Regions from separate parts of the Homo sapiens genome. Here region 2 is linked to region 1. A link is an interaction called in ENCODE POLR2A ChIA-PET data of the cell type or tissue named here. Cell type or tissue: OCI-LY7. All regions are shown on one strand. Each heading gives the region's core, and the rest is flanking DNA. Links, peaks and the distances in the headings are about the cores only.

The links. ChIA-PET counts read pairs that join two places held together with the same protein. Peaks named below come from ENCODE experiments on the same cell type or tissue, not always from the same donor. Only the 100,000 strongest peaks of a DNase experiment are listed, where the experiment ranks them.
Region 2: POLR2A ChIA-PET joins it to region 1 with 12 read pairs; 3 of 35 experiments call an interaction of 5 or more read pairs at or near these places.

Annotation. Positions count from the first base shown.
Region 1 is chr3:132,256,991-132,272,601 of GRCh38, forward strand. No RefSeq gene overlaps it. Among named protein-coding and RNA genes, the nearest start is that of TRC-GCA9-1, 33 kb to the left of the region's middle. In OCI-LY7, for the core only: a CTCF peak has its summit at 12,156 (motif pointing left); no DNase peak of the experiment used is centred there.
Region 2 is chr3:132,316,137-132,331,747 of GRCh38, forward strand. ACP3 (acid phosphatase 3) reads left to right here and starts at 1,271. Exons shown (of 10, transcript NM_001099.5): 1 at 1,271-1,440; 2 at 12,131-12,226; 3 at 15,511-15,597. The coding sequence starts at 1,321. In OCI-LY7, for the core only: no CTCF peak of the experiment used is centred there; DNase peaks (open chromatin) are centred at 9,675 and 10,355; H3K4me3 peaks cover 473 bases; H3K27ac peaks cover 1,445 bases.

The DNA.
Region 1 (15,611 bases), core at 4,485-12,484:
AAAATTACTAATAGTAAAAGAAAATAACTAAAAAGAGACAATGAGGATGCTAAATCATTCACATAAGCAGGTGCCTGACCTCATCTGGGGTGTCAAGAAAACTTCCTTGTGTCAATGACACATGAGCTGAGACTTGAAAGATTAGCAGGAATTGGTAAAGTGAAAGGAGGATGTGAAAAGTGTTCCCAGCAGAGGGAGCAGCACATTCAGGGATAAGAGGGGAAGCTGAAGTGGGTGAAAGGAAGGCAGGGGGATTGAAGTCATCAAGGCCACAGATCACCTCTCAAGCAAGTCCTTGCAATCCAATTTTAGAATGTAGAAATTTATCTTAAGACACCCTTTTATGACCTCAGATGAGTGAGCAATTCCATGTCTAAGTACATACCCAAGAGAATTGAAGACATAGGTTGGCATAAAAACATGTTTACAAATGTTCATAGCAACATTATTCATAAAAGACAAAAAGTAGAAAAAACCCAAATGTCCATCAACTGAGGAATGGATACACAAAATGTGGTGTCTCCATACAATGGATATTATCCAGCCATTAAAATGGATGGATTAATGATATATGCTACAACACGGATGAACTGTGAAAACATGATGTTAAATAAAAGAAGCCAGTGACAAAAGACCAACGTATTGTGTGGTTCCACTAATATTAAATGTCCAGAATAGACAAATCTATAAAAACAGAAAGTAAACTAGTGGTTACCAAGAACTGGGGGAAGGGGAAATAGAGAGTGATTGCTAACAAGTACAGTTTCTTCTGGTGATGATAAACTGTTTTCCATTCAGATAATGGTGATGTTTACGTAACTTTGTGCATACACTAAAAAGCACTGGATCGCATACTTTAAAACAGTCAATGTGGCTGGGTGCGGTGGCTCACGCCTGTAATCCCAGCACTTTGGGAAGCTGAGGCAGGTGGGTTACAAGGTCAGGAGTTCAAGACCAGCCTGGCCAACATAGTGAAACCCCCATCTCTACTAAAAATAACAAAAATTAGCCAGGCATGGTGGTGCGCACCTGTAGTCCCAGCTACTCGGGAGGCTGAGGCAGAAGAATCGCTTGGACCCGGAAGGCAGAGGTTGCAGTGAGCCGAGATTGCACCACTGCACTCCAGCCTGGGTGACAGAGCGAGACTCCATCTCAAAATAAATAAATAAATAAATAAATAAATAAATAAATAAATAAATGAGTGAATGTTATGCTGTGTGGAATATACCTCAATTTTAAAATGTATGAGAAGAAAGGACAAAGAGAAGCACTTCTTTTTTTGGCAGTATGGCAGACTGCATCCATTACCACTCCCACTGAAAACTAAATGATGCCACTAAAATATTCAAAATATCTTTTAAGTATATTGATAAGCTTGCAAGAAACCAAGGAATAGTTAGAGGCCAAAATAAAAACGAGAAGAAGTAAACTGAATATTAAAGTTGGCTCTTACCTTGAAGTCATTTGCCTGGTCAAGTTACTGATTTTCTGTTTCCATGGCCTCATAGAATATGGAGGACAGGTGACAAAACCCACAGCCCAAACAACATGGATGATCTTATAGCAAACACCTCTATCTAAAGCTAGGATTTCCCAAAGGTATCCAATTTGAGCATAAGGGTAGACAATTAAGGTTAAGCCATAAGAAATTGCCAATATTTGATTATTTTTGACTTATGAAAAACAATTTTCCATGGTTCAACCTACACTTAGCCCTCAGTGATCCCCCTATCCAAACTCCCAGAAATTGCAAGGAAAATTGCACTTTAAAACTTGGAAATGAGTAAAGAGGAAAATAATTCCCTTGAGGAATAAATGTTCACTCAGAATTACATGTTAAAGAAAGACATTTTTGAAAAACAGGAACAAGTAAAGACATTTTCAAATGCCTAACAGATGGACCAACAGATTCTCACTAAAGAAATTTGTAATGAATGTTCATCCTACAGAAGAAAAGTGATTCCAGATGAAAGAGCCAAGATGAAAAGAAATGTCACTATTATATTAACCAAAATAAAGCTAGTAGAGCTACATTATTGTCCATCAAGATAGACTTTTAGACAGAAAGAAAAACAAAAGATAAGATGGTCGGCACATATTTTAAAGAGATGCATTCTCCAGGAAGAAATACTGACTAAATTCTTTCTAATAAAATATTTTTCAAATGTATTAGCAAAGGTTGACAGAAAACAAGAGAAATGAAAAAATATATCATAATGACAGTTTTCAATACACCTATCTCTGTAATTGACAGATCAAGACAAAAATCAGTAAAGACATAGAAAATCTGAATAAATCATAAGAAGCTTGATCTATTGAGGACTAACTGACATACACAGAATACTACAACCAAAACACCCAATCTTTTCAAACACAGAGAGAATCGTTATGTACTGGACTGGAAATAAAGTCTCAAAAACTTCCCAGGAATTAGTGTCAGACACACTAGCTCAGATCACAATGTGGTTAAGTTAGAAATAAATACCAAACACACAAAACCGCTTATGTATGGAAATAAACATACATCTAAATACTTCATGGGTTATAGAAGAAATCTTAATAGGACTTACAATATATTCGGCAATGAATAATAATGGACTACCTCATTTTATAATTTATGAAATGCAGCTAAAATAGTACTTAAAAGGAAATATATAACCTTAAATATACCAATGAGAGGACGGGAGAGATTGAAATCAATAGCTAAGTCTCTCTGCTGATCACTTTCAGGGCACCCCTGTAGATCTATTAGTTGCCCTTCTGTCCATTGTTCTGTGCTTCCAAAAGGCTTACCTGTAAAGACTGCATCATCCCAGCTACTTTCCTGCTGACTTCCACTTGGGTTTACTCAATGGGTGACACTCACAGGACATAAGAGATTAGAAAGAGGGATAAGGATTTTTATATATCTGCTCCCTCCTTACTTAAAGCCATGGTTTTAGCAGAGGCCCAAGGTCGTGGCTTTTTTGAGCAGCCCCTTTATCAAAGGTCTGGAAAGAGTCTACCTTCCCCCTCACAACTGAGTAATGAGGCTTACTACTGTTGCTAGTTCTGGGTAACTCATCTCTTATTGGTTTCTTTAACCCTGACACATTTATGTAAATACTCTCCTCCTTACACTCTCTTAAGTCTTCCTTTGACTATGCCATCTATTTCTTGCCAGGACCTTGGCAGACAGAGCATCCCACTTAAGAAGTTAAGAAAAGAGAAACAGAATAAACCCAGCAAAAGTAGATGGAAGAAAAAATAAAGATAAGTAGAAATTAATGCAATATAAAGCACATATACAGTAGAGAGGACCAACAAAGACAAAAGTTGACAAACTATTTGCATGATTGAGCAAGGAAAAAAAATAATATTAAAAATGTAAAGGACATAGCTAAATATAATGTCGAGATTTAAAAGATACCGAGAGAATAGTATAATTTTATGCCAATAAATTTGAAAACAAAGAAATGAATAAATTTGTAGAAAAATATAATGCAATTTCAATTAAAAATCCAGAAGATACAACCCTATCAATGGGTGTCATGCATCCATCTCAGACAGGAATCCAGGAGTCAATTATTAAGTCAATTATTAAAGAATTTTGTGAGCTGATTGTTAAACTGTTGGTAGCTTGATGTTGGCCAGGGTGGGAGTATTCACACTACAAAAATAAGTGAACACTACAACAATTATAGAATTTGAGTCATTAGTTAAAAATCTGCCCACAAAAACTTCGGGCTTCAAGGGTTTAACCAGCAAGCTCTACGAAACATTCATTAAACAAGTAATTCTAGTCTTCTATAAACTCTTTCAGGTAAACAGAGAATCATTTGATGAGTTTAGCATAACTTTGATGTCCAATATGATGAAGTATGAATGAGAAAAGTCACAGGACACTCTTATTACTAACTAAGCAAAAAATGCTAAACACAAAGTAAAGCAAATCCAGTGATGTGTATAAAATATAACATGAATAAAATGGATTTTCCCAGAAATACTTTCATTAGAAGGCATAACACTAGAAAATCTTTTTTTATTTTTTATTTTTTTATTTATTTTTATTTTTATTTATTTTTTTTTTTTGAGACAGAGTCTTGCTCTGTCACCCAGGCTGGAGTGCAGTGGCATGATCTCGGCTCTGCCTCCGGGTTCATGCCATTCTCCTGCCTCAGCCTCCCGAGTAGCTGGGACCACAGGCGCCCACCACCACGCCCAGCTAATTTTTTGTATTTTTAGTAGAGACGGGGTTTCACCATGTTAGCCAGGATGGTCTTGATCTCCTGACCTCGTGATCTGCCCACCTCAGCCTCCCAAAGTGCTGGGATTACAGGCGTGAGCCACCGCGCCCAGTCTAGAAAATCTTTTAATTCTCCACTTAATACATTTATGAACTTATGTCATCATCTCAATAGATTAAAAAGAACCTCAATAATACTCATCATTTTAAAAAAGAAGAAAAACTCCTAACATATCGAGAATAGGGGAGAATTTCTTTAACCTAATAAAGAGTAACCCCCACAAATTCCCACCCCCAGCAAAAGAAAAAGAAAAAAATGTGGTAACACATTGAATGCATTTTTTGTAAAGTCAGAAACAACTCATGGGCACCCAATGACTTTCGCTACTTCTATGTAACATTGTCCTAAGGGTTTTAGCTGGCATTTTAAGGCATGGAAAAGAAATAACCTGTACAAAATAACAAGGCTTATTGCAAAATATAGCGTGGGAGAAGGTAGCTGTCACCATTCTCAAGGAGGAAGTTTAAACCCAATAACTATACCACAACAAAACTTGAAGGCAAAGAGAAAAGATTTATAGAGAAAGACCCAAGAAGCTAGAAAAAGTTTCCCTCCTTCTTCTTCCATAATGATTTTTCTGACAGGTGAAGCCACCGCCACCACCACCACCACCACCACCACCAGGGAATCATTAAGAGCCCTTAGATCTCACCAGGTACTATAGAATCTGGAAACACAGTGAGCAAGAAATCTCATTCCATCAGGCCCATTCTAGCCACCAGTAGCCATCCCAAGGTAAAGCAATTGCTCCTGCCCCCCTGGAATGATGAATCCCCTATTCTCTGCCCTCCTTGAATGGCTGGTGGTTTCAGCTATGAGTGTGGTGTACTGATGCTCAAAGTGTAGTCCAAGGACTGTTGTAGGTCTACTCTTTGTTACTGGTCGCTAACAAGAAAAGTGCAGAAATGAAGAGTAAGCAAACAGAACCTGTATAGCAACTTGACACAGTCATTTCACATCTGTTGAATCTAACGATAATTTTTTTAAATTCTGGCTTATATTTGCAAGTCTTTTTTCTCAATTTTATTTTTCTATTAATTTATTTTTAGTGTATTTTTTAAAATCATGAAGGGATTGAAAAATTTAAAACAAACAAAACAACCAAACAAAAAAAAAAACTGATCCCTCACCTGGGGCACTTTTAAAATTCTTAGTGCCCCGCCTAAACCCTACACCTACACCTATTGCATCAGAATATCTAGGGTGGCACCAGACATCAATATTTCTTTATAATCCAGGCTATTGTAGTTTGCAAACAGGGTGAAGCCTTCCTCTCCAAAGCATGCCTGTGGAGCAACAGCATTGGCATCACCCGGAGCTCATTAGAACTACAGAGACTCAGACCCCACCCAGACCTATGGAACCATAATTGCATTTCAACAAGAAGATTGTATGCCCACTCAAGTCTGAAAAGGTTAAATTTAGAGAATGATATCAGAGGTATTGGTCTGCTTTTCAAGGCCCCAAGAGCACAGAGATTTTTCTGGAGAGGGAGTGCGAAGTGGGTCATCACCAGCACTAATATTACCACAGGGACTTCCTAATTGACTATCCTTCCCACAGCTGGCAAGGTGACCTTTCCTAAACAAACCTGTTACTGCTCTCCTGGGGCCTACAAGATCAAGTCCAAACCCCTGACAGCACAGGATACTCACCACCCCTCACCCCATCCCCAACATTTTGTCCCCTTCTTATCTGCTCAACCTCCTTCACACACACTCACACACCACACTTTACATACACATCATACCCACTCACACACACCACACACACGCCATGCAAACACTCCATCCATACCACATATACTCTACATACACATCATATACACACATACCATACACACTGTCACACACACCGCATACACCACACACACCCACACATACCACACACACATATACATCACAGACACCATACCCACTCACACACAGAAACATATACCCCACACATACCACACACATGCTCATACATACACACCACACACACACTGCACATACACACCCCACACACTCCACATACATATCACACACCCTCACACTCACACACACACACACACACACTCTGGACACAACTCCATTCCTCTGCTAATTCCCCTATCTCTGCCTAAAATTCTACCCCCTCTCAATCCTCAATTAATGTCACCCTCTTGCCTACCTAAAGAACTCCTTCCCCTGGTGGCTCACAACTGTAATTCTAGCATTTGAGGAGGCAGACACATGAGAATCACTGGATCCCAAGTCTGAGACCAGCCTGGACAACATAGAAACTCCTCATCTCTGAAAAAAAAGAAAAATTAGGTGTTGTCCACCTGTAGTCTCAGATACTTGGGAGGCAGAGACAGGAGGATGGCGTGAGCCCAGGAGTTTGAGGCTGCAGTGAGCCATGATTGTGCCACTGCACTCTAATCTGGGCAACAGAGCGAGACCCTGTCTCAAATAAATAAATAAATAAAATGACTTTCCATACTTCAAGACACAAGTCAAATATCTCCTTCTCCATGAAACCTCCTAGAAAAGGCAGGCATTTCCTCCTCCAATTTCCCACAGCTTCTCCTACAACCATTCAAATATAGCTATGATTATAGAGTGGGAATTGTTTACATGTCTGTCTTGCTCATGGCTTTGTGCTCTCCCTACTACTTTCTCTCTATGGCACCTCACATCCACTTTGTAGCAAAAGGAATCAGAATTTTGTAAGAATCACCAGTCAAGGATCTAACTAGATCCCAATCTCTCCTCACAACTACATCACTGGTTCGTGGAATTTCCCCTTGAAGATGCACAATCAATTAACCATACTCGGGAAATATTTAATAAATGCTGCCTTGGGAATCCAAAGATGAAGACATTCACGCAGAGAATATCCTTCTGCAACATTTGACTATTCCATTCTCCATTCCCGCCCAGTAAGTACTTTAAAACAGTCACAATCCAATGAAAAGGTGAGATGACGGCACTCTTCACATTTTTTCACAAAGCTTTCAAGAGTAAAGATTAAAATACGTATAAACCACACCCATAAGATGATATTTTAAATACAGTTAATTCTCATTATTCATGGTAGTTATGTACTATAAATTCACCTGGAACTCTCATTTAGCAAATACTCAACCACTGCTCCTAAGGAAATACTAGGTAGGTTCCTGCAAGCCTTTGGTCACAACATCTTAATCACTGGGGGGAGTGGAGGGGCTACTTTTTATTAGGTTAAAGCGATTCCCATCTATTCTTGATGCGTTAGTTTTTCTTCTTTTTAAAAATGATGAATATTATTGGAGTTCTTTTTATCTATTGAGATCATGGCATAAGTTTCTTAAGGTGGAGAATTACACTAAAAGATTTTCTAATATTAAGCCATCCTTGCATTTCTGGGAAAAATCCATTTTGTTTATGTGACATTTTGTACACATCATTGAATTTCCTGATTTTTTGCGTAGCATTTTTGCTTCCATGTTAACAAGCAAGATTCTGCTATGATTTTTGTATTCATACTTTATCAGATTGGACATCAAAATTATGCTAAATTCATTAAATGAGTCTCTGTTTACATAAAATGGTGTCTAAGACTGGAATTACTTGTTTTACAAATGTTTGATAGAGCTTACTGGCTAAACCCTTGGAGCCTGTGACCACACTTGTTGGACAACTCAAGTTTTTACCCACTCTGAACATGTCCACAAATGACTGTGAAAGCATCACAACTGTTGATTTGGGAGTTACAAATAAATTTGTATCAAGTAAGTATATTCACAAATATGGAATCTGCAAATAGTAAAGATTGACTCTATCTAACAAGTGGTAGGGTAAGAGCATTAACAAACCAGAAGAGTTGCAAATCACATTATTTAAGATCCTAGGGACTCCTGATGTGCCAGGCAAGAATACCTTGATTGCAGACTGCTGAGTCATGTGGAGCTCTAGGGAGAGTCCAAAGGAAGAGCTGGGCAGCTGGGGTGGCATAGGGACAGCAGCTATTTACCAATCCATTAGGGAAGAATTGCAATATCTTGTATTCATCACTTTAACTAAACTGGCCCTTCCTGATACCAAAGTAATACCAGGCTGAGAAATTCCAAATTTCTCCTATTACTCATTATTTTGTAAATCTGTTTGACCCACTTACATTGGAAACTGTATTATCCCTCCTCCAGACAGAAAACCTAATTATATCTTAAGAAAGGGGAAATCTGACACTGAAATGATTTTAATAGCAATCTGTTGGTACTAGCAAACTGATTATATTTCATATGGTACCTCTCCCAGTCTTCATGGACAGGAGCAGAGTCTTCTCTGTAGAAACTGCAATGTTGTCCAAATTTGCAAAATGCCAATTCTAGATAATGACACTCAAGTGCTGAGGGAAGTGGAAGGAACAGCCTGTTACCTTCTACTTCAGTGCTTTGATGGCTGAAATGGGAGGAGTCATAGACTGGCTCTGGCTCAATGCCCTTCAAGGGATAATCTAGTCTAGAGCAGTGCTTTGCAAAATACAATGTGCTTACAAATCGCATGAGAATCTTGGTAAAGTGCAAATACTGATTTAGTAGGTTTGGACTGGGGCCTGAGACTTTACATTTCTAACAAGCTCCGAGCGACTGCTGCTGGTCCAGGGACCACACTATGCATATCAAGGGTCAAGACTGGAGTAGTGGTTCTCAGTCACACTTGGGCATGCATCAGAATTACAGAGAGAAAGCCTGTTAAAGCATAGATTGCTGCCCCAGAGTTTCAGATTCAGTAGCTCTGACTTGGGCCTAATAATTTGCCTTTTTAACAAATTCCCAATTGACAATAATGCTGGAAGTTTGGGGATGGCATGTTGAGAATTACTGATCTAGACTAGAAAGGCAAACCCTTAGAACCATGTTTCCTCCAGCATTTCCATAGACATAAAAATGCTAGCCTTTCATCATGTTGACAAAGAACTTATATTTCCATAAAAGATATAACTCTAATGATGAAGTTCCCAAGGACAGGGGCCACATCTTGTATTCATTTGATACAATATAAATATAGTAAGAGCAATTAATACAGTCTAGATTTATGGCAATTAAATAATGAATTTTACTATCTGATGTAACATTTTACCCTTTTAGTGCTGTCTCAACTGGTGCAAAGCTGATCACTAGCTGCCAACTCTTGCTCTTAATTCATTTTTACAAATTTCAAAGTCTCCCTCTTCTCTCTCCTTTTTTCCAAATGAAAAGCCCTAGAAAGAAAGCAACTGGGAGTCAGGGGGTTATGGCTCCTTTACTTTTTATCTCTTATGCCTAAAAAAGACCTGTCAAGTCAGGCACAGTGGCTCACGCCTGTAATCCCAGCACTTTGGGAGGCCAAAGCAGACAGATCACCTGAGGTCAGGAGTTCAAGACCAGCCTGACCAACGTGGAGAAACCCCGTTTCTATTAAAAATACAAAATTAGCCGGGCACGGTGGCACATGCCTTTAATCCCAGCTACTCGGGAGGCTGAGGCAGCAGAATTGCTTGAACCCAGGAGGCAGAGGTTGCAGTGAGCTGAAATCACACCATTGCACTCCAGCCTGGGCAACAAGAGTGAAACTCTGTCTCAAAAAAAAAAAAAAAAAAACTTGTCAAAGTGTAAGTGCTCAATAAATATCTGAGGAAAAGGAAGGAAGGAAAGAGTGAAAGAAGGAAGGGAGGGAGGAAAAAAGGGAGAGAGAGAAGAGAGAGAAAGAAAGAAGGGAAAAAAAGAGGGAGGAAACATAATACCCTTAGTTAAATTTGTAGTTTGCCATTGGCATGTCTTCAAAATGATTAAGCTGAATAGCTTTCTAAAGGCAGAATTTTGATTCATTTTAGTTGGGCCTCTATTCCAGATGAAGTCCTTCCAGCAATAAAAATTGAAATGATTTCTTAATAATAATGATAATAAGTTTTCTAATCCAAAGTGTTATGATACTGTTAGCTTATACAATGCAGTTGGCAACTAGGTCACCATGTATAAGCATTATCTATAACATTGTCTTCTAACTGATATATCAGCAGATTGATTTCTCCTGTAAAAAAAGATAGCAACTACCAACCAGAGACAATCACAGTCTATTTAACCAGCTAAATAATTAAAGGCCAGATGTTTGCCCACAGCAAGTCAACTGTCCCTTAACTAACATCTTCCAAGAACCAGTGAGGCTTGGCTGCCTGTCCTGGTGATGAGACCAAGGTCTACTTACGAGCATTTACAGGTGCCTACTACATGCTGGTGATTTCTGGGAGTCAGGAGGAAGATTAAAGGAGAATCAGGTGCAGCCTATAGCTGTAGTAGTTGGCAGTTTATCTAGAGAGATGATCAGGTAAATAAGTAACTGTATTATAAGAGAGGTAAGTACAAAGGCTATGGGATGGCAGAGATAGTGTCAAAATAACTCCTTGGGAGAGTCAGGAAAGACTTGGGAAAGGGTGACATTTATGCTGGCTGTAAAAGAAGATATAAAAGTGAACTTAGAGCTGAGAGTCAAGACACAGTGTTCTCTAAGCAGAGAACGGATATGCAGACATATTGCAAATACATTCTTAGAGAAAAACAAACATCATTAAACCAGTGAGGACAGGGAGTTATCCTGTATCTCAGCATTGAGCATCTGTCACCTGTGTTCACCCAGGCCGATACTTGTAGGTACAGTTTAATTCAGGGCTTGAGGACAACAGCAAACAATTCATTAAGAGTGACTATGGGGCCAGGCACAGTGGCTCACGCCTATAATCCCAGCACTTTGGGAGGTCAAAGTGGGCAAATCGCTTTCTATCTAAAAAAAAAAAAAAAAAAAAGAACAAAACAACAACAACAAAAAGAATGACTATGGCATGAGAACCATGTAGAGTTTACTGCACAGCTCCAGTAGCAGGCACACAGTTCCATATCTACTGAGATTGGTTTGGCATTAATTTCCATTTTCTCATCACCAAGGAACTGGTAAAAGTCTTAGCCACTGGAACTGTTACACCAGATTTCAAATCTTCTTTCACTGTTTATGATCTGCTGATCCACTCTTCTGAGTCTTATGCTGTTTTCATCCCAGTACAACCTGCCCTGTTTTCTTGGACCAGAACCTGTACTTTTAATACCTGTTTCAATGTATATTCCAGGGACACTTTCATAACGGAGACTTTGCCAATAGTTTTGCCATGAAGAATTCTCCTGCTTACTATGTGAATTGTTGGCCAGCAAATGGCTTCTCTTGCGGGGGTCCATCCTACAGACACTGACCCAATGACAGATGAATAACGTACACTGACACATATATTCTGCTTGTCAGTCTGGCTAAGGGTCCGGGCCCCTCACAGATACCAAGGAAGGTGCTGTAAAGAGTAGCAGCCGTGGCCCCGTTCAGCCAACAAAGCTCACATTTATTCAGTATGGATTAAATGACAAAGGTCTTGAGTAAACACTGTTAGAGGGTAATTGACCTGGTTGCCGATCCACCAGTAGACAGAAATTATGCACCCGTGGTTGATTAAAGGTTGGTCTTAGGACCACATGAGTAAACAAGCTATTTAGATAAACTACTCTATATTCCTATGTATCTACACCCTACGCTTTTAAGGGAGTTCAGCTGTCTTCAGCCAAACACTTTACACAAACCCCCAGGCCTTCTAAGAGGGTTTGTGTTTAATTCCTATAATTTCATCTTAAAATTTTTCCCACCAGCCTGACTGAACTCCCACATTCTCTCTTTGGTGACAAACCCTGCAGCTTTCTCTCCCTCTTTCTTATTTAAACATTTACTTTCCAGAGCAGCTGCCTGTTTGTTCTTAGTGATTAGCAGTCTCCTGTGGTGGAACAAGGAGAAAAGCATGGTATATCTTGAGGCTTTTTGGTGAAAGAAATACCTTCTTGAATGGATTTGAGCTGCAAATGGGTCCCCCTTGTGGTGAAGTTTCCCACTGGGAGAAAAAGAAACACATGGCCAGCCAGGCGCAGTGGCTCATACCTGTAATACCAGCACTTTGGGAGACTGAAGCAGGTGGATCACAAGGTCAGGAGTTCGAGACCAGCCTGGCCAACATGTTGAAACCCCCATCTCTACTAAAAATACAAAAATTAGCCAGGTGCAGTGGCAGGCACCTGTAATCCCAGATATTTGGCAGGCTGAGGCAGGAGAATCGCTTGAACCCAGGAGGTGGAGGTTGCAGTGAGCCAAGATCGTGCCACTGCACCCTAGCCTGAGCGACAGAACGAGACTCCATCTCAAACAAACAAACAAACAAACAAAAAACACACGGATTCACTCATTCAACAATATTTATGAAGCATCTGCTTATATGCCTGGCATTATCCCAGGTGTTAGGATATGGTGGTAAGCAAAACAGATTAAAAATTCCTTGCCTATCTGAACTATGTGATGCCTCTTTGTAATTTCATAGGAGCTCAAGCTTGCACCTTTAAACAATTCTGAGATGACCATCATGTAGGCTATACAAAGACATGAAGAAATATAAGAGCAGAATCATTCAACGAGCTGTGGAAAACCATGCCTGTTATTTCTGTGCTTCTCCCATCTAACACAAGTGCCTGGTGTAATTTTTATTTTATTCAATAAACATTTATTGAGTGCCTACAATTTATCAGGCAGTTATATTTCAGAACAATATTTTTCAAACTTTAACGGACATGTGAATCACTTGGAGATCTTGTTAAAAAGCAAATTTTGATTCATTTGATGCAAAAGTGGGGTTGGGGGTGGGGTGCAGGGGCTTAGATTTTGCATTTCTAACAACCTTCCAAGTGACGCCAATGTTGCTGGTTCATGCACCATACTTTGACACAATCACTTACATTCTGGTGGAAGACAGGTAAGTCAACAATTAGAGAATAGTAAGTTGAGGCCGGGTGTGGTGGCTCACGCCCGTAATCCCAACACTTCGGGAGGCCGAGGTGGGCTGATCACTTGAGGTCAGAATGTTTGAGACTCTGTCTCTACAAAAATACAAAATAAGCTGGGCGCAGTGGAGTGCGCCTGTAGTCCCAGCTACTCGGGAGGCTGAGGCAGAATTGCTTGAACCAGGAGGCAGAGGCAGAGGTTGCAGTGAGCTGAGATAGCACCACTGCACTCCAGCCTGGGCAACAGAGTGAGACTGTGTCTCAGAAAAAAAAAAAAAAAAAAAACAGAGAGAGAGGCCCGGCACGGTGGTTCACTCCTGTAATCCCAGAACTTTGGGAGGCCAAGGCGGGTGGTGGGGCATGAAGTCAGGAGATCGAGCCATGCTGGCTAATACAGTGAAACCCTGTCTCTACTAAAAATACAAAAAATTAGCCAGGCGTGATGGTGCATGCCTGTAATCCCAGCTACTCAGGAGGCTGAGGCAGGAGAATCACTTGAACCAGGGAGGCAAAGGTTGCAGTGAGCTGAGATTGCACCACTGCCCTCCAGCCTGGGGGACAGAGTGAGACTCCATCACAAAAAAAGAGAAAAAAAAAAGAAAGAGAGCGAGAATGGTAAACTGATATATAGAAAACACAGTGTAGCGGGAGAACAGAGGAGGACACAGAGTAAGAACTAAAGATGGGGACAATAGGATGAAACCGGTCTCCTGAAATACAACTCTGAGTCCAGTATGAAGGGTAAAGAGGGAGAGACTGAAGACATAAGCTAATACTCACACCAATAAGGATAACATTTATTATTTACATCATGCTAAGCATTGTGCAAAGTGCTTTATAGCCTAAAACTCATTGAATCCTCTCAATAGCCCTATGAGATAGGTAGCTATGGTAGACAGAATAATGTCCCCAAAGATGCTCATGTCCTAATCCCTGGAAACTGTCAATATGCAAAAGGAGAATTAAGGTTGTGTAGGAAATGAAGTTTACTTGTCATTTGATTTTAAACTAGGGAGAGTATCCCGGATTACCCAGATGGGCCCAGTGAAACCATAAGGCTCCTTACAGTGAAAGAGGGAAGCCGAAGAAGAGTCTGTGTTCGAGTGATGCCATGTGAGAAAGTTTCAACCAGCCACTGCTAGCTTTAAGGACAGAAAGGGGCCATGAACCAAGGAATACAGGCAGCCTCTAGAAATGGAAAAGCAAGCAAATGGCAGTTTCACCTAGAACCTCTAGAAGGAATGCAGCCCTACCAACACCTTAATTTTAGCCCAGTGAGACCTATTTTCGGCTCCTGACCTCTAGAACCATGAGATAATAAATTTGTGGGTTTTTTAATTTTTGATTTTTATAGGTACATAGTGGGTATGTATATTTATGGGATACATGAGACCAATACAGGCATACAATGTGTAATCATCACATCAGGGTAAATGGGGTATCCATCACCTCAAGCATTTATCATTTCTTTGTGTTACAAACATACCAATTACACTCTTTTAGTTTTGTTTTTTGTTTGTTTGTTTGTTTGTTTTTGAGATGGAGTCTTGCTCTGTTGCCCAGGCTGGAGTGCAGTGGTACGATCTCGGTTCACTGCAAGCTCTGCCTCTTGCCTCAGCCTCCTGAGTAGCTGTAATTACAGGTGTGCACCACCATGCCCGGCTAATTTTTGTATTTTTAGTAGAGATGGGGTCTCACGACATTGGCCAAGCTGGTCTCGAACTCCTGACCTCAGGTGATCCGCCCGCCTTGGACTCCCAAAGTGCTGGGATTACAGGTGTAAGCCACCATGCCCAGCTCTTTTAGTTATTTTTAAATGTACAATAAATTATTGTTGCCTGTAGTCACCCTTTTGTGCTCTCAAATACTAGATGTTATTCATTGAATTTGTATTGTTTTAAGCCACCAGAGTTGGGGTAATTTCTTATAACAGTCATTGGAAACTAATACAGTATTATTTAAAGATAAGGAAATGGATGCACAAAAGTTCATTAACTTACTAGTAAGTAGCTAGTTTGGGGTCTGAACTCTGGATTCATGTTAACTACACCTTAGTAGATTCTGGATCTAAGAAATAGGACTTGACAGGATTTGGTAACTATCTAATATGCAAGGATTCAGGAGATGAAGAAATCTAGAACACCACCAAGGTTTCTAGTTCAAACCACTGTTGGGGAAATGACACCACTCATTGATGAAAATATAAGAAATGAACGAGCAATTAGTAATTACGGGAGATGCTTAAAACATATTTGTATTTGAATTGCACACTCAAATCCAGATTCTGCCGGTAGTCAAGCTAAACTGTGGTAATTCTCTTAAGACATAATATCCTCAATCTGATCTTCTCTCTGGCTCCTCATTCAAGTTCAATAGATGCAGAGTTGGGATGAGGAGATGCAAAAAACACATGTGAGAGATATTGTCAAACAGGGTCAGCCTTTATCTTTCAAAAGAGGACATCTCTGTAGTGTGAGAATTATTATTCA
Region 2 (15,611 bases), core at 5,134-13,133, 60 kb after region 1:
TGTCAGGTTTGGAAAGGGACCTCCAATCTAATTTTGAGATACCACAGGTAATGTCCAATTGTCTTAAGGTGTGACTAAAATTTTTCTTTTGTTTGTTTTTTGTTGTTGTTTGTTTGTTTTGCTGTGTTTTGAGATGGAGTCTTGCTCTGTCACTCAGGCTGGAGTGCAGTGGCACAATCTCGGCTCACTGCAACCTCCACCTCCTGGGTTCAAGTGACTCTCCTGCCTCGCCTCCCAGGTAGCTGGGACTATAGGCATGTGCCACCACGCCAGGCTAATTTTTTTTTTTTGTATTTTTAGTAGAGATGGGGTTTCACCATGCTGGCCAGGCTGGTCTTAACTCCTGACCTCAAGTGATCTGCCCACCTCGGCCTCCCAAAGTGCTGGGATTACAGACATGAGCCACCACGCCCAGCCTAAAATTTTTCAAAATAAACTTGCTGTTACTTTTCTTCTTTAATTTAAAAATACCTCTATAGGCTACATGAGAGTTTTTGAAAAAGTAGCCATGTTTGGCATGGAAATAGGCCCCAAATATGTCAACACCTGTATTTCCTTCCAGATTTCAGTCCTATAACTTTGGACTCCCAACAGATTAAGAATCACTGGTCTAAGGTTTCTAAAGTCAGGGTAGATCCCTTTCCCAAGTGACAGCCACAAATCCAACGCTGTATCATACCCTATCTAAAGAAAAGATAAAAGTAAACTGGCTTGGCACAGTGGCTCATGCCTGTAATCTCAGCACTTTGGGAGGCCAAGGCAGGCGGATCATGCGGTTAGGAGTTGGAGACCAGCCTAACCAACATGGTGAAACCCCGTCTCTACTAAAAATACAAAAATTCGCCGGGTGTGGTGGTGCACGCCTGTAATCCCAGCTACTCAGGAAGACTGAAGCAGGAGAATTGCTTGAACCTGGGAGGCGGAGTTTGCAGTGAGCTGAGATTGTGCCACTGTGCTCCAGCCTGGATGACAGAGCAAGACTCTGTCTCAAAAAAAAAAAAACAAAAAACAAAGATAAAAGTAAACTGAAAACAAGGATAGAAATGTCTGCTAACATGCTCTGTGACCTTGATCAACAGCTTTCCCCGCTCTTGGCCTTGGTGTCCTAACTTAAATGGGGAAACTGTGATCTCTCTCAGCTCAAAATTTACATGACATTATTTACATACCAAACCTGCCCTACGCTTCCTGGAAACTTTACTACTTATGAGTGTGGCTCCTCCTTCCCTTTCAATCCCTTAATTAAATAGCTTCCCCTCTACAGGCTTTTGAAGTGGTAGCAGTTCCTCCTAACTCCTGCCAGAAACAGCTCTCCTCAACATGAGAGCTGCACCCCTCCTCCTGGCCAGGGCAGCAAGCCTTAGCCTTGGCTTCTTGTTTCTGCTTTTTTTCTGGCTAGACCGAAGTGTACTAGCCAAGGAGTTGAAGTTTGTGACTTTGGTAAGTAGACTTTTCTCATTGCTTTTTCCTTAAAACTGTGTTCCCAGCAAAGTCTGATAAGGCAAGCGTCAGGTTTCATCTTATCCTTGGATTGTTTCCCAGAGACCAGGCTCTGTTCAAACTCAGAAAGTGAATAATCAAGTTTTGCAAGTTCCTCTTAATGAAGACCTAACGTGTCCTAACAAAAATATTTTTTGGTCGCTGTTTTTTTAGGGGTTGCTTTTTATTTGCTTTTGCTGATGTTATTTATTTACTTACTTTACAACTGCCTTGAATTCAGATTCCTTTTGACAGCCACACCAGTCCAGAAGAAACCACAGCTGGCGCTGTTTATGTACCAAGAGCTGGCTTCATTCAATTTAATCATTATTTGTTTGCAAGCCAAAAAACAGTCATTTTCTGAATTAAGTAGTCCTTTCACCTTTGTTTATCAGGAAATTAGAACAACTATTTGTAAACAACCTTGAAGCATAAAAGTGAATCTAAATTTGGAATTTTAGGATGATTTTCTGATATATAGATTTAGTTGACGATTAAAATCATTGGCACATGTGACCAGTTATGAAAAAAGGTGGGGGGTGGCTGATGCATAATATCAAGAAAAGAAAATATACTGTTGACATTGTTTGAAAATAGATGGAAAGAGGGTTTGCAAAGTGAAGGGGATTCATCATGTTACCTAAGAGTCTGATTTTCTGTTTCTGTATCTTTTTTTCCTTCTGTTTCACTCTTTCTCTGCCTCTAAGCCTCTAAGCTGCTTCTTGCCTTTCCTCTCTCGTTTTCTTTCTCTTCCCTACATTTTTTTATTTGAGATAGTGAAAGTGGGCTGATAAGTAGGTAAATTTTCTTTCTGTCAAGAATACTCAAAAATTATTTTTATAATTTGAAGGAAAGTCACTGTTTCCTTAAAAATTAAAGTTCAGGCTTTTTTTTTTTTCAGCATGGGATATTCAAAGCTCTTTACTTTCTACAGAAAATATGATACCCATGTGCTTATTTGAATCATTATTCTTATAGTCCAGTAAATCCTTACTAGGTCATGAGTCAACAATGACAGAAAACCCAGTGAAACAAACTATCAATTTATTTACAAATGATTCACCAGCTGTCAGACTTCTGTGCAGAAAAAAAATATATAATACTGTGTGCCTTCTTTAGGGAAACCCATGTGAGCTAGGCTTGTACTTCTATCAGTAGTTTTCTTGCTAACATGTGCATGAGGCAAGTTTAGGGACTGTAGAAATTGTACTGCATCTGCCGTGCTTGTAATACTGTAAACCTGTGACAAGCTGGTTGAGTGGCAGTCCTCTGAGAAATCCAAGTTACTCCAAGCTCACTGTACATGATGTATTCCCTCCTCCATGTTTTACCCAAGTTAGCCCAGGCTAACTTCCTTTGACTACCAAATTGTTGTGGGTTTCCTATATTCAGGGACTGCAAGTTAATTCTTTCCTGAGGAAAGCCAAAATACAAAGCTAGCTCTCTTAGAACTAAAAAAATTAACAAATATTGCACAAAGCCAGTGTTAACTATTTTTTCCTACCATGATTTCCTTCCATTAATGGTAGATGAAGGGCCATTTAATACATCTTTCTTGGCCCTTATAAAACAACGTCCATCTAAGTACTTAAGCCAATAAACATCAGTTTCTTATTTTTATTGACTAAAGAGAATATTTGACTATAAGTGGTTAATTTATACAAATGAGATAACTCTTAGAAAATTATTAGGAGAACCAGAATTGTTTTAAAAGATGCCCATAACTAAAGTGGTAATATTAATGATAATAACCAATAGTCAATTGAGTGCTTACTGCAAGTACTTACTGCAATTGAGTGCTTACAAGGCACTGTTCTGAGTGTTCAATATGAATTGTATCACATAAGCCTGTCAACAATCCTCTAAAATAAGGTCGTTAAATAAAATATGGGATGACCATTTGAATTTGAACTTCAGATAAATAGCAAATAATTTTTTAGTCCCATGCAATATTTGGGCATCCTGTATGTTTATTTGCCAAATCTGGCAACCATTCTATAAAGTTTTGTAAAACTTATTATTCCTATTTTATAGATGAAGAAATTGAGGCACAAAAAGGTTAAGCATCTTGCCCATGGTCACACAGATGGAATGGTGGAGACAGAATTTGAACCCAGGCTCTCTGACCCCGGATGCCTTTCCCTTTATCACTAGACATGGTCTTTTCCTGCTGTGTGTATATAACCCAGCACATGGAGCTAGTCTGAGATCCCCCTGTAAGGTTTGCTGGATTAGCTTGACTCTGAATCAGCAGGTGGTTCCCTTGCTTTTCCTCTGTGATCCGAGAAAAATAAATCCTCCCCAATTCTGAAAAGCTGTTCTCAGCAGAAAGAGGAGGAAACTGTCCTTGGTTCTTGTTCTCGGACTAACTGAAGTGCCTGTGACCCATGAAATGCTAGTTTGACAAGTTGTTAACAGGTGTACATGGGGAAAAAATCAGTTTCAATAGTCAAGTTAGCTTTGGGAATAGAACTGGGTTAAACTGTGTTTAAAAGGTCTCTTTAATGCAGTAATCCTAAGTCTTTAACATGCTAATACGCACTGTGGCTTTCAAGGAAAGGATCTAGTGTTTTCCAAACTCTGTTTTCAAAATTTTGATTACAGCATTCACCTCCCTCTTTTTTTCCCCAATGTCCTGTAGAAAACACTGAGAGAACTGACATTTTTAACTTTATATGGAAAGAATCGTAAATATGGTGAATCTGGATGTCCTCATCAACCAGCTTCAAAGACTATCACCCATGCAATCTTGTTTCATCTGCATAGCCACTCATTTCCCACACACACCCACTTGAGTTTTTTAAGTTATTTCATGCACCATATCATCCAGAAATAGAAAAATGTCATTTTAAAGCATCCTGTCTCCCCTAACCCAGAGAAAACCCACAAGTTCAGCTGATCCAAGACAGAAAAATTCCATCTCATTTCACCGGTGTTAAGAAAGGAATGATGACTTACAAGGTATACACTCTTCTCATTCTTCATGGTTGACTTTCTTCATGCAGAATTCTTAATCAAGTAATATAATATTCTTGGGTTTTTTTTTTTTTTTTGAGACAGAGTCTTACTCTGTCGCCCAGGCTGGAGTGCAATGGCGTGATCTTGGCTCACTGCAACCTCCGTCTCCCAGGTTCAAGTGATTCTCCAGTCTCAGCCTCCCAAGTAGCTGGGATTACAGGCGTGTGCCACCATGCCTGGCTAGTTTTTGTATTTTTAATAGAGACTGGGTTTCACCACGTTGGCCAGGCTGGTCTTGAACTCTTGACCTCAGGTGATCCACCAGCCTTGGCCTCCCAAAGGGCTGAGATTACAGGCGTGAGCCACTGCGCCTGGCATAATATGATATTCTTGATGGAAGCAGCCTCCAAATTCTCAGCACATAATCTATATACTGGAATGGGTAACTTCCACATTATGGACATGAAGGACCTCCTAGCTACTAGGGAAGGTGGAGCTAGAGGATCACTTGAGCACAGCAGTGTGAGGCCACATTGAGCTAGGATCACACCATTGCACTCCAGCCTGGACAACAGGGAAAAACCCTGTCGCTTGGGTTGGCTTATAAAAAGAGGTACCAGAGGCTGGGTGCAGCAACTCACACCTGTAATCCCAGCACTTTGGAAAGCCGAAACAGAAGGATTGCTTGAGGCCAGGAGTGCAAGACTCCAGGCTGGTTAACATAGTAAGACCTCATCTCTGCAAAAAAGAAAAAAAAAAAAGATGGACCAGATAAAATTCCACTGAAAAGCAAAAATCAGGTCTCCTGCCTCAGTTCACAAACAACCTTACATACAATCTCTCTCCCTTGCTGTATGGCTCCTAATCACTGTATCCAAGGAACAGCCAAGCTGTCTGGAGACCACAGGTTTTTCAAAGACATTTGCCGGAAACAGCACCGTGCGCTGAGAGTTGGTACTGAGCCAGGCTCAGTTCAGTTTGCTTACATGAGCTTCTCCCCAGATTTATGCCAATGCATTTCACAAATTTTCAGGGTGCATTTGGCCAAGACATTTCAGCCAACCAGGTTATTCCTGTGGGTGCTTCTCAGTATCCTAAATGCAAAGGAATAATTAATTATTCCTCTCAGCCAAGGAAATAAAAGTAGGGAGAGATGATTAGAAATTAACAGAGGTATGTCTCGAAGGAGAGTGCTGTTTCCCATTGCTCAATAGGTAGTGCTCATTTGCCCTATATGCTGCAAATTATTGTCAGCAGGAAAGGAAGTATATATGTTAGCTAAGCTAAATGTCTGAATAATATAACAACAAAAATAATTATAACAAATATAATAATAAATCCCACATATCAAATGCATCCGGTGTGCTCGGTATTATACTGATGGCTTTACATATATTACACATTTAATTTTCATGATGCTCCTGGATGAGAAATAATGCTTTTGTGTTTTACACGAAAGGAAATTGAGGAAAGGAAAGGGAAATTGAGGCATGCAGAATGTTAAGTTAAATCATTTTCCCAAGGTCACCCAGCAGGACCTTGACAAAGCAGGAGTTTGAACCCAGGTCTAACCAACTGAAAACCCAGACCTTTTCTGATATATCACACATCTTCTACACAACATAATACACAGTTTTTACAGCTTCCCTTATTTGCAGGCCTCTGTGTTCGTCCCAGTCTCTGGATCAAAGTCTTATTAGACTTGTCCTGATTGCTTCACGGGGAGTACAGAACATATTCTCATGCTGATTCCTTTCAAGGTCAGCCAGCTTTCCTTCTAACCTCTGAAATGACACTCATTTACATTACTCAATTATTTCTGCCCAAACTATTTTATTTTTAATTTTCTTTACCAATGGATTTATTTCTTAGGTCCTAAAAGAAGAAAATAAAATAGACTTCTACTCATAGTTATCTTTGTGCATCACGAGATTTTCACAACTTAGAGTATACCCTAATAAAATAATAAGAAGAATTTAATGTCAGGAGATAAGGTTCCTTTTAGGACTTCCAGAATCACCCCAAAGTTTTATGATGTGTCTCCAATTCCAAACCTGAAAGGAGAACATGATGGTTTATGAGACTTCAATCCAGTCTGGAAGCAGACTCACTGTTCTAGAAGCAAAGGCACAAATGAATAGGATAGAGACTGCTACAATTTGAATGTTTGTCCCCTCCAAAACTCATGTTGAAACTTAATCCCAATGTAACAGCCTTAAGAGGTGGGGCCTTTAAGAGGTGATTGGGCCATGGGGGCTCTACTCTCCTGATGGATTAATGGATTAACAGATTAATGGATTAATAGGTTATCACAGAAGTGGGTGAGTTATCATGTCAGTGAGTCTATCATAAAAACCATTTTGGCTCTCAGTGTGCCCCTTCTTGTCCTGTCATGCCTTCTGCCATGTTATGACACAGCACAAGGCCCTCACCAGAAGCTGACTAGATGCAGCTGCCTGATCTTGGACTTCCTAACCTCTAGAATTGTGAGCAAAATAAACCTCTTTCCTTTATAAATTTCCCAGTCTCAGGTATTCTGTTAAAGCAACAGAAAATGGGCTAAGACAGAGGGGAAAGACAAGAAGATGAAAGAAAGGAAAAAAAAAAAGCACACATAGCACACCTTGCTGATAAATAAGGATGATGATCAAAAACCCTCATGAAATGAGAAGATTGGAAAGAAATCCATAATGTACCTGGAAGTACTAGACCCAATCCGAGATTCACCTGTTCATCAGAACAGGCCTTTTTTGCATATTACTATGTTCCAGGCACTGTTTTGGGGTTATAGCAGTGCTTGTGACAGCAAGGCTTCTGCTTTCAAGGAGTTTCTAGGGACAGGGAGGGAGCCAGATTTTTTTTAATTTTAGTAAAAACAAAAAATAAGAAAACATCAGGAATATTTATTTGAAATAAAACAGTGAGATAAGATAGAGATTGAGCAAGAATTATAATGATGGTCAAGGGATGTCTCTCTGTAAAGGTCAAATTTTCAGGACAGACCTCAAATTGATGAGTGGTGTGTATGCTGAGAGAAGACGCAGACTTGAGACATTCAAAGCAGACAGGACATCAAGAGCAAAGGCCCTGAGGCTTCAGCAAATTTAGTATATTGGATGTAACAGCAGGAGGGCCCATGTGGGTAAGCTGAGGACATCAAGGTGAGAATATCAAGGTGGGTAGGGACCAGATCAGGTAAGATCTTGTGAGCCCTTGTAAGGACCTTTAATTTATGCAAAGAGCAATAGAACATGATATAATATCTAAGAGTGATGAGGATATAAAAGAAACAAGACTAGCCACATACAAGTTGATAATTGTTGGAGACAGTGGTGGGCTCATGATAAAAATCTCCACTTTTAGGCTGGGCACAGTGGCTCACGCCTGTAATCCCAACACTTTGGGAGGCCAAGGCGAGTGGATCACCTGAGGTCGGGAGTTCGAGACCAGCCTGGCCAACATGGCGAAACCCCGTCTCTACTAAAAATACAAAAATTAGCCAGGCGTGGTGGCAGGTGCTTGTAATCCCAGCTACTTGGGAGGGTGAGGCAGGAAAATCACTTGAACCTGGGAGGCAGAGGTTGCAGTGAGCCAAGATCATGCCATTGCACTCCAGCCTGGGCAACAAGAGCAGGACTCCATCTCAAAAAAAAAAAAAAAAAAACTCCACTTTTGTATATCTTTACATTTTCCACTGGATATAGCCTCGACTGTACTCACCAGGTTCTCCACACCCTAAGCCACATGCCAGATTTGTTTAGCAGATTCAGTGGAGCAGGTTCATTCATGGGGGCACCAAACCAAAAGTCCTTTTAAAAACAGTTACCTATGATTTAAAAGTGTGAAGTGATTGTAGTATGATGGGGAAACAGTGGGCCAACTATCATGAGAATTAGGAGATCTGGACAGCTACATGATCTCTTTGATCATATAGTTTTCTTACTTGCTCAGTGCAGCAGTAGTGCCAACCTGTCCTCAGACGGGGATGTAATAATTAAAAGAGGTAGCAGGGGAAAATTCTACAAACCATGGAGGGTTGTGCAAATGTAAGGAATTATTATTTTTTTTTATTTTTATTTATTTATTTTGAGACGGAGTCTCACTCTGTCACCAGGCTGAAGTGCAGTGGCACGATCTCGGCTTACTGCAACCTCTGCCTCCCAGGTTCAAGTGATTCTCCTGCCTCAGTCTCCCGAGTAGCTGGGACTACAGGCATGCGCCACCACACCCAGCTAATTTTTGTATTTTTAGTAGAGATGGGGTTTCACCATGTTGGCCAGGATAGTCTTGATCTCCTGACCTCATGATCCGCCTGCCTCAGCCTCCCAAAGTGCTGGGATTATAGGCATGAGCCACTGTGCCTGGCCAGGAATTGTTATTATCTTGGATGTCTTTCTATTACAATTACCACTACTACTGCAAAAATCCTAATTGCTAATAAAGTATTTTTAGGTTTTTAAAGGATTTCATAGAGTATGATTGCTGGACTGAGCACAGAGGTAATAATTGGTAGAGCAGCAGTTAAGAAGATTGCTCTACCACAGAATTAAAAGAATGTCTTCGCATAGTCCAAGAACTCCAGCTGAATTTTGAAACTCCAAAAGCTCAAGGAACACCAGCTTCACATTTGCCTGCGGGAGGGGTGTGTGCACACATTTTGATTTCCAGCCCTGGAAGTGGAGAATGGTTTATTAAGTGTTTCTCCAGGACATCCCTTCCAAAGGGTTGACAGCATGTTTGAGCAACTACCTTGGAAACACTTAAAACCTACTGAAATGTAGGGGAGTACAATTATTTCTGAACTATGGGCCAGAGTGAGAAAGTTTGCCCAAGTCTCATGATTATGTTCCAGTTCTCTGCTCTTCAAAACACTCTGCTAAGGTGACCACACTTGTTTTTCTCTCTCAGGCCATTCTGTCATTTAGTTGCATAACCTCAGTTCTATTCTTTCAATAATATACATAGTTCACAGTGCCTTCGGGGTAGTTTCCGTATCAAGGTTTTGGTTTCTTCTGATACAAAACACACACACACACACACACACACCCCTTCCAATCCTAGAGGAAAAGAGTATACTAAGTAGAGTTAATAAAGAAGCGTTAGATCCCAGACCATTCAGATTTAGCTGGTGGGACTGTGAGGAGTGTGATCATACAGAAATGAACCTCTCACAGGTGGTTAAGTATGCTGGAGTTGGAGGCACAGCCTGTGTTTGAATATCAGCTCTACCACTTCTTACATGCTGTGTGAGTTTAGACAGGTCACTTAATTAAGCTAAACTTCCTCATTTGTGAAATGGAAATAATAATAGTAACTGCTTTGTGGAACTGATGAGAAGATTACATCTATGAGAAGCACTTAGCACAGTTTCCAGGACAAAGTGAGTGTTCAAAAAATGTTAAGGAGTTACCGTTGTGGTTATAGGTTGGTGGGAAGCAATGTAAATTATTTTATTACAATGTCTCTCACCTGACTTCTCTTTGGCTAACTCAGTGGCTCTCAACTTGGGGTGATTTTCTGCCCCTATGGCAGAAAATGTGCCTTTTTCAGTTGTCACAGCTGGGGAATGTTACTGGCATCCGGTGGGTAAAGGCTAGGGATGCTGCTAGACATTCTACAATGCACAGGACAACCCCCACAACAAAGAATTATCTAGCCCAAAATGTCAACAATGCTGAGGTTGAGAAGCCCTAGAAACTAAAACAGTGTGGGGTTTGTAATTTATTGAAACCATGTAACAACTTTAGTTATTCAAAGACACATTTACCTGGGATATAAAAACTCTAAAATGTACTTCAATTGTGGAAAGAGGCATCAATGATTAACCATAATCATTTCTGATCATGACCAAGTCACCCCTGAGACTAGTAACTGCAGGTGCTCACAAAAAAATATGCAGCTGTCCTTCCTGCCTTCAGGGGATCATTCATGAAAGTAATTTCTCACCTGACCAAAATGATCGCTTAACATTTATTGCATCATTGCCCCTGTTTCTGTAGACTACTCTACCGAAGTTTTAATTTGTCACTAGTTTAAAGGGCCAAAAGATCTGTTTTCTTCAGATATTAGAGACACAAACCAAGCATCTCCCACTTTCTTGGAATTCCTTCTCAAAAATGACTAAAGTCTGAGACTGTTTTCTTATTTAATGTCTATTGAATTCTGTTTTACAGAATTTCAAAAGAGCAGGTTCTTAGCTTACTTTTCAATGGAACATTTTAGCCAGGTAGTATAAGTACAGGTGCGGGTAACCTCAGATAAATCAAGGTGTTATGCAGCTGTCTCTATATTAAAAATATTTGCTGACATCAGTGTAGACTTCATCTTGTAGTTCTTCAGTGTTTTCTTTCCTTATCTTTTGCTCATAAGATGGCTTTGTGTTTGGTTTGATATTATACTGAGAAAGCATATTAGAATCAAAGCACCAAGATTTCAAAAGTCCAGACTACTCTTCCCAAAGAGAAATGTGCAATCACAATAGCATGACATGGGTACAAATATAGAAGTATGTTATTAAAGTATTGAGAATTAGCTTTCCTAACCTCCCCACCTGCAATCTTTTACTCCTAATCTCCAAAAAATGAACAAATCATTGGCTCAAAATGGTCACAAATTGTATGTGGTGTTAAAAATCTATTATTTTTATTGTATATAAAATGTTGCCAGGTGTGGTGGCTCATGCCTGTAATCCCAGCACTTTGGGAGGCCAAGGCAGGTGGATCACTAGGTCAGGAGTTCAAGACCAGCCTGGCCAACATGGTGAAACCCCATCTCTACTAAAAATACAAAGATTAGCTGGGTGTGGTGGCGTGTGCCTGTAATCCCAGCTTCTCGGGAGGCTGAGGCATGAGAATCACTTGAACCTGGGAGGCAGAGGCTACAGCGAGCCAAGATGGTGCCATTGCACTCCAGCCTAGATGACAGAGCAAGACTCAGTCTCGAAAAAAAAAAAAAAGTTATACTAGTTGGGCACGGTGGCTCACACCTGTAATCCCAGCACTTTGGAAGGCCGAGGCAAGTGGACCACCTGAGGTCAGGAGTTCAAGACCAGCCTGGCCAACATGGTGAAACTCCATCTCTACTAAAAATAAAAAAATTAGCTGGGCGTGGTGGCAAGCGCCTGTAGTCCCAGCTACTCAGGCGGCTGAGGCAGGAGAATTGCTTGAACCTGGGATTCGCCACTGCACTCCAGCCTGGGCAACAGAGCAAGACACTGTTTCAAAAAAAAAAAAGTTATACCACTATTACTGTAATCATTAAGGGAAGAATACTTCTCATCAGAGTTTGTCTGCAGTAAAGTACTCTTGTCAGCTTTGTGTTCCTTTCTGTCCTATCTTATGTACAAACCGATCTCCATTATGTGTCACCTGCCTTCTAATGGCTGATCATCTTGATTCTTACATTACCTGAAACACAGTGAAAGTGTTAGTGAACTTAGAATAGTGGTTCTTAACTAGAGATTTACCCAGGGAGATTTTTTAAATCCTGATGTCCTGGCCACATCCCAGACTAATTAAATAAAAATCACTAAGGTTGAAAGCCAGTCCTCAGAATCTTTTAAAACTCCTTACGTGATTACAATGGGAAGCCAAAGTTAAAACCAATGAGTTAGAAAAAAAAAAACTATTATAATGAGCAGAAGCAAAACACCCAAGTGACGTTTGTAACATCACTCTCTCACATCTACTTTCAGGTGTTTCGGCATGGAGACCGAAGTCCCATTGACACCTTTCCCACTGACCCCATAAAGGAATCCTCATGGCCACAAGGATTTGGCCAACTCACCCAGGTTGGTTGGACTTTTAGCTAAAGATTGTTGATGAAGCTGGGTGTGGTGGCTCACGCCTGTAATCCCAGCACTTTGGGAGGCCGAGGCAGGCGGATCAACTGAGGTCAGGAGTTCGAGACCAGCCTGGCCAACGTGGTGAAACCCTCTCTCTACTAAAAATACAAAAATTAGCCAGGATTGGTGGTGGGCACCTGTAATCCCAGCTACTCGGGAGTCTGAGGTAGGAGAATCGCTTGAACCTGGGAAGTGGAGGTTGCAGTGAGCCAAGATCGCACCATTGCACTCCAGCCTGGGCAACAAGAGTAAAACTCTATCTCAAAAAAAAAAAAAAAAAAAAAAAGATTCTTGATGAGTCTCAAGGGGAAATGTATATAGAATTGTCTGTTTTGATATTTTTTGCCCTTCTGGCTTTATTTAAATGTAAGAGATGTACATGAACAAAGACTATATGAGCTTAGAAATGCTGAAGAGAGCCAAGTGGTAATCATAAGCCAGGATTTGAATTTCTTAGGCTTCACATGAGAAAGTGAAAAATAGTCTTGTAATCAATAAGCTGAATCAACAGCATTGGGAAACATGATTCCCCAAAGTGCTGATATCAGAATATGATTTCTTGTCAGCTGGATATATTGGGATTTGACCTTCCTTATAAGTGGTCAGTTAAACACAGGGAGCCCTACTTTCTGAAGAGCATCTAAGGAGAAGGTGAACTGGGGAGCAAAGCCATCTTTAGTCACTGTTCCAAAGCCCTATTCCCTTTGCTTGTAAGATTGGATGACTCTTCTGTTTGGAGCCACAAGGCCAGGTGAATTGCTTCTGTCCTGATCTGTTTAAATATATTAATTAAGAAAATGTCACAGAATCTTTAGAGTAGAATGTCTCAAAAACTAATGGGTCTTAATCCTGCCAAAACATTGGGATTATCTGGAGAGGTTTAAAAAATATATTGATGTCTGCCTGGGAGGTTCTTATTTAATTGGTCTAGTATGTGTCCTGGGCATTGGGATTTTTAGAAGCTCCTTGGTGATCAGTTCACTCTAATGTGTAGCCGAGGCTGAGAATTTCTGCCCTGACTATATTTCATAGAGGAGAAAACTCAGGCAGGCTATTTGAGACCAGCATCTTCTGTCTCCCAGGTCAAAGCTCTTCTCACCATAGCCTACCCATCTTCTGTCCCTTTGAATGAAAGAGAGGCTACAAAAATTCAGATTTGCTTGTTAATACCTATGGCTCTGTATAGACTCCTGTTCTGTTGCTATGTTTTCCCATTAAGACCAAAAGATTCTTCTAGGCTGCAGGATCTGAGTTCTTCTTCTGAAGAACCTTGATTACCCATCAGATTCTATTAGGGCAGTATTTCTCAAGCTTCCATGTGCAAATGAATCACTTGGGAATCTTGTCAAAATGTAGATTCTAATTCAGCAGGTCTGATGTGGGACCTGCGATTCTGCATGTCTAACATACTCCCAAGGATGACAATGGCACTGGTACATGGACCACATTTGAAGTGACAAGGTTCTAGGGCTCAGATTCCTACCCTTGTCTAGGTACTTTTTTTTTTTTTTTTTTTTTTGAGATGGAGTCTCACTCTGTCCCCGCAGGCTGGAGTGCAGTGGCTCGATCTCAGCTCACTGCAGCCTCTGCCTCCCAGATTCAAGCAATTCTCGTGCCTCAGCCTCCCAAGTAGCTGGAACTACAGGAGAGCACCACCACGCCTGGCTAATTTTTTATATTTTTAGTAGAGATGGGGTTTCGCCATGTTGCCAAGGCTGGTCTCAAACTCCTGAGCTCAGGCAATCCACCCGCCTTGGCCTCCCAAAGTGCTAGAATTTCAGGCCTGAGCCACCACACCCAGCCTTGTCTAGGTACTTTAAATCTACATAATCATAAGATGATGGCTGTCTAGATCAGTGTCTAGGTACTTTTAATCTGCCTTGTCTAGGTATTTTTAATCTGCATAATCATAAGATGATGGCTGTCTAGATCAGTGGTTTTTAAAGTGTGGTCCCTGGACCAGCAGCATCACCATCACGTGGGAACTTCTCAGTAATGTAAATTCTTCACGCAATACCCAGTGAACCATAAACTTTGGAATTAAAGCCCAGAAGTCTGTGTTTTATTGAGTCCTCCAGGTGATTCTGTGCATGCTAAAGTGTGAAAATCACTGCTTCATACAGACGACTATTTAAAAAGTCAGCTGTAAGAACACAATTAGACCTAAAGTACCTGCTTCTCCGCTACTCAGGTCACGGTATATTATTCCTTTCCCACCTTGTCCCTATCGTAGATGGGAAGTGATTATAGTGGTGGTCAAGCAAATGACAAGTGTGACAAGCAAATGACAAGTGGGACCAAGCAGCAGCCACCGTAACAACCTCCTCTCTGGCTCCCAAAGCTCTAGTAAGGCTCTGGATTAAAGACAAACTTGAATGCTGCATTTCCAAAGCATGGTGCTCTACTACATGCATCTGAATCACTTGGGAGACTTGTTAAAATGCAGATGTCAGGGCCCCACTCAGGAACTAATGAGCTGGAATCTCTGATGGAGATGCTGAGGAATCTGCATTTCAACATGCACCGCTGGATAATTTTGTTTCTGATGCACGGTAATGGTTGTGGACCACTGAGCTAATGCAGTGCATCTCAGTGATTACTGTCCATCAGAAGCTTGTTAAAAAATATTCTTGAGCACCACCCCCAAAGGTTCTGGTTCAGTAGGTCAAGGGTGGGGCCCAAGAATTTGATTTCTATAATGCTTTTAAGTGAAGCCAATACAGACCACACTTAGAGTAACATGTTCTAATTTTTTTATGAACCAGGAATTAATAAACTGGGCAGATAGTAAAGCATTGCCCACAGAGGTTGAAAGAGACTTTCAGATTCATCGAGTCTAATCTCATCAGATGGTTGAGCTTCTTCCACAAAATCCCCACCAAGTGGGTCTCTTTGAATGCTCTACCAACAAGGATCCCACTACATCAGAGATGAACCATTTACTTAAATCAGATCAATCACCCAACTATCAACTAAGCACTTACTATGTGCAAGTCTCTATGTTAAGTGCTAATGAAGATAAATGAGTTTTCTCAGGGAGTCAGGGAACTGTAACTAAAGAGTACAGCTCTTTTGTTTTCACTTAAATATGTGTCATTATTGTGGAACTATTAAACCACACCATTGTTCATTCTACACACATAATGAAAAAAAAAATCAACAAATTTTTATGATAGTGTGATTCATAGAACTTACTTTCATTAATTTTTGCTTTTATTTTTTTCCCATAGCTGGGCATGGAGCAGCATTATGAACTTGGAGAGTATATAAGAAAGAGATATAGAAAATTCTTGAATGAGTCCTATAAACATGAACAGGCAAGTTGGGGAGC